Regions from separate parts of the Mus musculus genome. Here region 1 is linked to region 2. A link is a loop called in an ENCODE intact Hi-C map of the cell type or tissue named here. Cell type or tissue: heart. All regions are shown on one strand.

Region 1 (5,000 bases), 240 kb before region 2:
GTGTGTGTGTGTGTGTGTGTGTGTGTGTGTTTCCATGTCGTGTTTAGTCTCCGTAGGAATATCTGCTCAGATTCCGAATTCAGGGGAAACACCGCCCTGCGCCATTATCTTCCTTTGTGTTCTCTAATAATGCCACAGGACAGACACTGTGACATAGTTTCCAGGAGCCAGGACACAGCCCCACCAGGACTCCCAGGGGAGGACGAGGGAACAGCCTGGAAACATCAGGACCAATTAATTACCAGTGATTAATTCATGCCTCCACCTATGGGCCAGGCTCTCTCCCTAGCCTAGTCAAGGTGCTTTAAAAAAAGATGTGGCCTTAGGCGTTTTACAATTGGCAGGGATGTCAGAACCCAGCTCCCAAAGATGATGCCATAGCAAGCTATGTGGTAGAGAGAGCCTGCCTTTCCTGGTGGTTGCTCACTTACCTCATGCACACAGCTTCCCTGCAACGCACAGGCCTCCTCCGTAAGGTGTCATTACCCTCACCTTACAGACCGGGGTGAGGGGCTTGAAGAGTAATGGTTCTCATTACGATGAACTTTAAAATTCTAGGCCACACCCTAACTCTAGGAAGCTCAGGAGACTGGAGAAGGCTAAGGGAAGCCAGGCACGCTGCAGGTGTGGGAGCATCAGAAATGAACTGGCCCCTGCGATGCTGGGCTGTGAGGATGATGCTTAAGCAATTCATACACCCATACTGAGAGGGTCTGCATAGCCAAGTGGGCTGTGCCCACGATGAGTAGACCACTACCCCCACACTGCAAAAGTGTTAGCAAGCAAGAGAGAATGGCAGAGCAAGGAGGGGTGGAGACAATCCTGCCAAAAGCAGGACCTAGTGTGGGTCAGAGCCATGGAGGAGCCAGGAGAGAAGAGCACAACTCCAGAGCCATCCGCCATCACTGTTAATCGGAAATAACCAAACGGGAGGTGGGGCGTCCAAAGGCCAGGCGGTATGAGAAGCTGAAGTCCAACTCTGCAGAAGTTTGAAATCAAATGGGGACAGCTCGGGATGAGGCGTCATTCTCCAACTATAAGCTTAAGATGGCCACTGTCAGGAGTGATACAGAATGCAGGGAGCAGATGCCTGGGTAGAGAGCTTAGAAGAGAAGAAAGCACGGGCCTACTCCATAGACACGCCCAGTGGGACTGGGACAGGAAGCAAAGGGCAGCAGACAGCATTGCAACCCCAGGACAGAGGCCACAAGAACAATGGCCAAGAACCCAGGGTGGACCCAGGCCCCTGAGTGACAGACTGCCAAACATTAACCCCAAAGGAATCCTAGAGTTCAAACCTCAGAAGACATTCCCAATGACCCGGTTCTGATTTTGACCTTTCATTGTGTGCTGGACAATGGCAGACATGGTCCTTGGTATTGTTCTGCAGCTCACATATTTGCTGGCTGGGAAGAACAATGCCCCGAGATCCTGAGTTAGGCCCTCTATTGTTGTTCTTGCTTACTTTATCCCGGAGTTCCAAATGCCAAACCCGCTTGAGAGACACTTTAACGAGGTTAATCTGTTTCCATGTTTGGGAACAATCGCTGTTCAATTCAAGGCTGTTCAGTTGTGAACAAACATCGTACAATTCATCCTAACAGAGATTCGTGCTGGGGTCGACTCATGAGGCCCCGCCCTTATCTCCAAGGCTTGGTGGTCCTTCGTAACTCCCGGGTTCTACTGTCTGCAAAACCTTTACCAGCTCTTCACTAAATAACCCAGCTTGTTAGGCCCTCTCTCCAATCTCAGGAGTATGCCCACTGCTGTTAATGAATAATGAGGGGGTTTCGTGAGGTCCCTCCTGCCCTTGCCCAGATCCACATAGGCTTTCTGGGTCAGTTCCCACAGACACTCCTTTATCTTGAGTGGTTCATCCTTGCTTAACTTTCCAACCTCCCCCTACTCCCAGGAGCTCTCCCACCCGGAGAGAAGACGTGTCACACACTGGGTTGGGCACTCCTTATCTCTGATGGCGTAGACCTTGCCCTTTAACTCCCCTTAGGCTTTGTAAAACCAAAGGTCAAACACGCCATCAGCTAATCCCCAAGACAGCTCCAAGGAGAGATTTCAAGGTCACTGTGGAATGCAAAGATCCTTAAGATTGACAGATACTGGGAAATGTCATGCTGCATTCTGCTGCAGGGCAGTGTCATAACAGCCAGGGGCTTCTATTCTAGCCCCCACGTTTGGGGGATAACATCCTCCCAGTAGTCCCCCCAAAAGCTAGACTAAGTTCTCCTATGTCTTTGAGGTCCCTCGGTTGTGGCACTGTCTGATCCTCAGTGTCTCTAGTCAGTCCATGTCCTCAGGCCAAAACTGTGTGTTATTACTCCCTCTGACCTGCAGTGTGGCCAGCGCCTGCCTGGGACAGGACAGGAAGTGGGTGTTCCAAGCATTTGTGAAATAAAGGACGAACAAAAATCTACATATAAGGAAGGGGAAGTTGTGACTGCAAGGGAAACTGAGGCACAGGGTTCACACGCACTCTAAACATCCCTGAACACACTCATTGAGTGTACACCCAGTTTTTCAAAGCATCAGTCAGCACCTCTAGTGGAGCCCAGTCTAGCACACACACGGCTAGTGCGCAGATCTCTGGCTGATTTCAGAAGCCCTTACCCTTTCCCAGTCCTGTTCCTTGTAAAAAGAAAGAGGCCTGGGGACCCTCCTCACTAGCACCCCACTCCCAATATGCCTTGTTGGGGTGACATAGGAAGTCAGCCTTCTCATCTAGATGCAAACTCAAGGAGAGCCACCCAGACAGGCCTGGGAAGAAAGTCTTCCCTCTTCGTATGAGCTCTCTGGTCACTCACTCCCTGGAGACATGACTAATGTTCAGGAGACAGCAAGATTGCTGGGCAGGCATGGCCACACTTAGGGGAAAGTTCACATCTCAGACCCTGAAAAGCCATTTGATAAGCACCAATAGAGAGTGCCTGCCCAGTGTGTGCACGATCCTGGGCCCATCCCCAAGCAGAACTGATGATCTTCCCATCTAAATTAACAATTAGCTTAGAGGATATTTGACTTGGAAAACTCAATGGAGGCTACTTCATTGCTGTGGTACCTCTAACAGCTAGTTTTAAAAGGAGCTGGGCAAAATGTTATTGATACCATGAAAAGGACACAGATTTCTAAATGAGGGGGGATGTTGTTTTTAAACAGGTCTTCTTGCATACCTAAGGTCATATGCACATTTAGCAGGCTTGCTAATGGGGTGAATGTCTTACCAAGGTAACATCTTAGGGTACCCACGGGCCAAATCACTTAAGATAAGGCAGCTGGAGGAACAGAACAGAGCGAGCATCCAGAAATGTACTTGGTCTTACAGGACAATTAGTAGGAAATACATCAATGTCAAGCCTCAACCCTGGCTGGTTTGACTTTCCAAGTAAGATCAGGAGTTCATGTGGCTGACTCAACGGTTTAAAGTCCTGAGGGTCTGGACGTGAGATCTCACAGTTAGCTTTGCTAACACGATCGTTCAGAAAAACCTAAGTCCAAACAGTGGCTCATGCTTTTCCATCACAGTGATCCCCTTAGAAGGCCTAGGTCTTTTGGTAAATATTTTCCACCCTGGGGAATGAACCCAGGGCTATGTTCATGCTGGGTAAGCACTTTGCCCGTCAGCCTCTTTTTACTTTATTATTATTATTATTATTATTATTATTATTATTATTATTATTATTATAGCGAGAGTCTCCCTATGTTGCCTGGGCTAGCCTTGAACTCATTCTGTTGCCCAGGCTAGCCTTGAACTTGAGATCCCCCTGCTTCGGGTGTCCAAGAAGCAAGAACTACAAGACCTGCACCGCCAGCAGGTCCAGCCTATCAAGCCTGCTCTTTTGAGAAACTACCCTCAGCAAGAGAATGGGTAGTTAAAAGGCTACCTGCGGTGAAGGTGAAGACTGGAGAGGAGGGAACTCTCTGAAGTTGGTTGCTGATGTAATTAATCATCCTTCTTCAGAAAGGGAGGCAAAACCCAATTAAGAAAACCCCTAGTAACGTTACCAGTTTATTCTAGTATGTAACAGTTAATAATTTATAGCATAGTTGATCAGTATCGCTCCTGCAGGAAAGAGGTGAAATTCTTAAAAGGAAAGGAAAATGCACAATTAAGCAACGGTTTCTTTTAAAACTTGGAAGCTTCGGTGAGAAGCAAACGTCGTTTTTTAGGCATTTGAGGGGAAGGCAAACTGTGGAGAGGCCACACCTTGTGGCCTTTGGGCCTGCATGGCTGTCACAGCAGCAGCAGCAGCTGAAGTGTATTCTCTAGGGGCGAAGGCAGAAAGTCTGGCCGGGTTCCTCCAGAGCTGGAAGTCTGGCTCTTGCAAACATCTCCCAGCGCCCTCCTGGCCAAGCACAGCACCAGAGGAAACAAAAACTTAAAAAAAACAATTTGCGCAGGGAACAATGCGACGGAGTTTCGCTTTGGTTTCACACTCAAGTCTAAATGTGGTTATAATTTTCAGGCACGCACTCATAAAAGGCAAGAGTCGAGGCAGAGACTTTTAGGATGCGGAGAAGAGCCCCGCGTCTGTTCTCAAGCGTGCCGTAGGCTACACAAAAGTCGTGGGAAAGCAAAAATACAGATGTTTCCAGGCAAACGGCCCAAAGCTGTTCAGCCTCAACCATCACGGTCTCCAAACAACCAGAAACACACCCAAAGCGGTTCCCCCTGCACATGAGTGTAGGACTCTGAGTGGCGTGGGGTGTGCCTGGCCACCCTTCCAGCCCCGACCCACTCGCGCGCCCCGCCGCTGAGAGCCTTGGCGATGAGGGTTCAAATCTCACTGGCTCCTCGGTACCCTCACCCCGCCGTGGTACACGCTAAGCTTCAGTCCCTTCCTAACTCTCCCGCACCCAGTGTATAACAAAGGAGGTTCCGTAATGGATGTGCGATCGCTGCCCACAGGGACTAGGAGAGGGAGACCCGGGGGAAGAATGCACCTGGCCGTGCCACCCGCGGTACCCTCGAGGGCCAGGCGGCTTGACTG
Region 2 (5,000 bases):
ACATTTCAGAAAATGTCTCCTCACTGAAAAGGGAAAGCCCTCTGGTGATAGTGGCATTCAGGGCACAATGCCCAATCAGTGGAAGAACCCAGAGAGCCCCTGACCTCATGCTTGCTTCCTGGGATAACTACCTCTCTCCCACCAAGTCTTCAGAGCTGGTGTGGGGCCCAGACCGAGGAGGCAGTCAACCTGTGCGGAAAGACATGCTCTCTGCAGCAGGCCTCAAGTAGAGGCCATGCATGCACACCATAAGAAGGCCCTGCCTGCACAGAGCTGAAGTCAGAAGCCTGGGGCTATGGGCCCACTCCAAGGCCCACACCATCCGTGGCTCTGGGTTCCCAAGACTGTGATGGTGAGGGACACATATGCACCTCCTGGTGGTCAAGAGACAAGACTGCAGCACTCCCTAGGCGAGGCTGATCTGAGCTACAGAGGCCAACCTGGGCGACAGGATAAGAGCTTGTGTCTAACAGCAAAACAAGAGAAATGTGGAAATGAGGCATCGGAACACAGGGGTGTCCAAGGCCAGAGTCAGGGCCCAGGGGGTCTTGGTAGAGCTGGAGTGAGGCACTCATCACAGGGAGGGACGGGGACAAGGGTCAGAGGACAGTGGACACCCCTGGAGGGGGTGCTTCTCCGCTCTCCACTGACTTAACTTCCCTCGGTGGGACCTGCCACCATCTCGGTCTGGTTTTTTTTTTTTTTTTTGGAGAAGAGTCTTCGGGACACATAAAGGGTCACAAGTACTAGGAATACATGAAAGTAGCCTCGGCAGGGAACGGCCGCTCAGCCACCGGCTTGCCGGTCAATGTGAGGGAGGCTGCTTACCTCGTTAGCTCTCTTGATTATTTTGTCATCCACGTCGGTAATGCTCATCGCCATGACCACATTGCATCCAAACACTCTGGTCAGGATCCTCCGGATAATGTCAAATCTAACATAGGAGCTGAAAGAAAAACACTGCCAGGCTGTCTTCAACACACAGAATCAACGGCGTTAATTTACTTATTCTATTTTCTGGCTTCTCGACACAGAGTTTCTCTGTATCTGTGCAGCCCTGGCTGTCCTGGAACTCACTCTGTAGACGAAGCTGGCCTCGAACTCAGAGATCCACCTGCCTCTGCCTCCCAAGTGCTGAGATTAAAGGTGTGCGCCACCACTACCTGACCAGTATTTTATTTTTAACCTAGTTTTTTTGTTGTTGTTTTTTGGTTTTCCATACAGGGTTTCCCTGTATAGCCCTGGCTGTCCTGGAACCAGGCTGGCCTCAAACTCAGAGAGACCTGTCTGCCTCTGCCTCTCAACTACTGGGATTAAAGGTGTGCGCCACCATTGCCCAGCTGTTAAAAATTATGTTATTTTTGATTATCTTGTTTTATTTCATGTGCATGTATTTTGCCTGTGTGTATGTATGTGCACCATGTGTGCATCTGACGGTTGTGAGCCATCATGTGGGTGATGGGAGGAACTTAGTTCATCTATAAACAAGTACTCTGAGCATTACATCATCTCTCCAGGACACAATGTTTACTACTGCTACTATAGTGTCTGTGGTATGAATGCTCTGTGTGTGTGTGTGTGTGTGTGTGTGTGTGTGTGTGTGTGTGTATGTGTGCCTCTCACACACACAGGAGAGGCAGATGTGCAGAATGTATGTTGAGGTCAGAGGACAGTTTTCGGGGCTTGGTTCTCTCCTTTCACCAAGTGAATCTTGGGGATCAACCTCAGGTCATCAGGTTCTTACAAGAGGTGCCTTTACCCAGGGAGCCATCTTGTGGGCCCCATCAGCTTTATTCTTGAAAAGAAATGGGTTACAGTATAACACGCTACTATGTAACTTCCAAACAGTGTTCTACAGTTGATGCTTGGTTCATAGGGAACTAAGCCAAGTACTTTCTTACAAACTGGGTCCCACCTGGAGGCCCAGAAGGGCCTTGTGAGACGCAACAAAAGCAATCACATCAGTTTGGGACACTGTATTGCCTTTTTTAAGATTAAAGCTGTTGGATGAGTTTGCATGTATTTAAGTGTGTAAAAAATCCTGATACAAAACTCAATGTCAAGACTGTTTTGTTCTTGTTGCTTTAGGTCAGGGTTTCTCTGTGTAGTCCTAGCTGTCCTGGAGCTTGCTCTGTAGACCAGGCTGGCCTTGAGCTCACAGAGATCTACCTGCCTTTGCCTCCAGAGCTCTGGCATTAAAGGTGTGCGCCACCACTGCCAAGCAACAAGAGCTTTTTACCACTCTTGTTCTCTCGGATTGTCCCCACTACCCCAGTGCTGGAGGCAGAGACAGGTGGACCCTGGGGACGAGCTTCCCGGCCAGCGTGGCCTGTTTGTGGACTTCCAAGGCAGTGAGAGATTCTGTCTCAAAACAGACAGAAGGTAGCACTTGAGGATGACATCTGAGGATGTCCTCTGGCCTCCACACTTGCGTTTCATTTAGGTCTAAAAATACCCAATTAAGGATGCTGGCGAGATGGCTCAGTGGTTAAAAGCACTGACTGCTCTTCCTAAGGTCCTGAGTTCAAATCCCAGCAACCACATGGTAGCTCACAACCATCCGTAATGAAATCTGATGCCCTCTTCTGGAGTATCTGAGGACAGCTACAGTGTACTTACATATAATAAATAAATAAATCTTTTTAAAAATACCCAATTAAAACTGTGCAAGAGTCAGGCAGTAGGCGTATACCTTTTATCTCAGCATTCCAACAAAGACAGGGACATCTCTGAGTTTGAGACCAGCCTGGTCTATAAAGTGAGTTTCAGGACAGCCAAGACTACACAGAGAAACTCAGTCTCAAAAACAACAAACAAACAAAAAAGTGCAAGACAACAACTAAAATATCAAGAGATGGGAAATGTCAACAAATACTGCTCCAATGCTCCCTGGAGTCTAGCAAGACAGTATTCGGTCAGTGGGTCAGTGGTGGAGCACTTAGAACACTTGGGGGCGCTGTGCTAAGCGGCACTTCATAGACATTTCCAGAAACTGCCATGAAGATGTCATGTTGTCATTTCTGTCTTCACTCAAAATAAGAACCATGATTCCAGCAAGAATGTGATCCGTCCAAGACCAGGCAATGATCCCCCACTGTTGGATTCGGGTCTCTGGACCAACCTTAGAAACATCTAATTCGCAAACGGGTCACTCTCTATTCCTTCACAGTAACTCCAATGGGTATGCAACTCCAAACAGCTATGAAGACCAAAGAGACCAACATTCCGGTGTCTCACAATTCCCAGAATGCAATCATCACTCAGTTCACTTAACAGATTATAAAACAAGCTAACAGTTTACTCTTTGCACAATAAATAACCCTCTGACTTTGTCAAAGGTTCAAATCTAGGAAACTCACCAAGCATGGCCAAGATGTGCATGGTCGTACACAGTCGGTCCACAGCTATACCTGGGAACATATTAAGATCCACCATGTGAGATATGTAAAAGGAGCCCTAAGTCTTCCTTAACAACCTTCACTGAACACGCGCGGTGTTTAAGTGACGCTCGGGAGACCACGTCAGGCTTTCAGAATTGACTTGCCCCTGCGCACCTTCCCGCCCCGCCTCGCTCCGCCCTGCCTCTCCCGGCGCACGCACCAGGAGACTGCGTCCGAGCGGGCCACTATCAGCGGCTCCTTCCTGCCAGTGAGGCTGTTATGCACCTGCACGCCGGTGTCCTGGCCTTGCGGCCGTTGCCATGACCGCCCGCGCCGCCCGAGACCCAGCGCGGCCCGGAGCAGCAGAGCGCCGGGCCCAGGCCCGCGCGCCCGCAGCATATTGGGGACAGATCCAGCGAACAGGCGGAAGGCAAGATCCTGCAGGCCAGGCCCAGCCGGGCGAACCAGAAGCCACGCCCGTTCCTCATGGGGCTCCGCCCACTCCCGGAAGAGGCTACACTCTGCCTGAAGTCTGGCAATATTTAGGCATTTGGGCACGGTGGCAGCGGAAGAGAGGCGGGAACTTCGAACCCTTCCCCATTTTAGCGCAGATCTCCTCGCCTTTCCTTATGGGTAACTTGGGCTCGGTGTACATCATTGTGTCTGCTGCTGGGACCCGGTGTGCCCCGCAATATGTACCCAATCTCAGCACACCACTCCAACACACTATACACCATCCCGCGGTCATCATGTCCTCATTTAAACACCTCAATATGTGCGCCTTAACACACCCTGTACCCCATCATACGTACAGCATATCTGCAAGTATGTACCTTGCCACAATCAGTACGTGTAGATCAATACTACATACCAAACTGCTGTCTGCAACCCTGTACATGCAGTATTTGTGTACTTCTTACTGTTCTATGGGCTTAGAATGAAAGAACCACACCAGGAAATGATCCTTTCCTCAAGAACCTGTAACTGGAAATGCCTGTTGGAGAAACGACTGCCCTTCCAGAGGACCCGGGTTTGAGTCCTAGCATCCACACGGCTACTCAAAAGTTTGTAATTCTTGTTCCAAGAGGGGCCAAGGCTTCTTCTGGACTCATCAGACACTACATGCATGTGGTCCGCAGACAGACATCCAGGCAAAAATACCGTTACACATAAGAATAAATCATTTAAAACTTTTTAGAGTCAAAATAGTGGCATCCATCGATAATCAAAGATTTTGGGAGAGAGATACAGGAGCAGCAATGAGTTCAAGACCTGCCTCAGCTGCAAGAGACCCTGCCTTAAAAACAAATGAAAACGAGAGCAGAAGTCTATCGTTCATCTCTTGAGGACTGTTTGGAGTTACATTCAAATTACCCCCACAAATGCACCCCTACTGGTGGCTTACAAAAGTAAAGAGTCCTTTGCTTGTCCAGTCAAGTCTGTCTGATACTAAGCATGCTCAGGTCTTTCAGTATTTTTGGTCTTCCCCACCCTTTTTTTTTTTTTTTTTTTTTTGGTTTTTGGAGACAGGGTTTCTCTGTGTAGCCCTGGCTGTCCTGGAACTCACTTTGTAGACCAGGCTGGCCTCGAACTCAGAAATCCACCTGCCTCTGCCTCCCG

The links. Hi-C counts contacts between places; a loop is a spot of excess contacts. Peaks named below come from ENCODE experiments on the same cell type or tissue, not always from the same donor. Only the 100,000 strongest peaks of a DNase experiment are listed, where the experiment ranks them.
Region 1: a loop joins it to region 2, with 2.6 times the contacts of the local background. A loop is called at or near these places in 1 of 42 quality-filtered maps.

The regions. Positions count from the first base shown.
Region 1 is chr8:11,307,432-11,312,431 of GRCm38, forward strand. All of the region lies in intron 1 of Col4a1 (collagen, type IV, alpha 1), which reads right to left. Among named protein-coding and RNA genes, the nearest start is that of Col4a2, 2.9 kb to the right of the region's middle. In heart, CTCF peaks have their summits at 2,369 and 4,371; DNase peaks (open chromatin) are centred at 230, 1,260, 4,320, 4,810 and 1 weaker place; H3K4me3 peaks cover 3,018 bases; H3K27ac peaks cover 4,122 bases.
Region 2 is chr8:11,546,899-11,551,898 of GRCm38, forward strand. Cars2 (cysteinyl-tRNA synthetase 2 (mitochondrial)(putative)) reads right to left here and starts at 3,873. Exons shown (of 15, transcript NM_001359137.1): 1 at 3,601-3,873; 2 at 3,360-3,410; 3 at 829-946. The coding sequence starts at 3,779. In heart, CTCF peaks have their summits at 395 and 2,948 (motif pointing right); DNase peaks (open chromatin) are centred at 2,983 and 3,853; H3K4me3 peaks cover 1,612 bases; H3K27ac peaks cover 1,282 bases.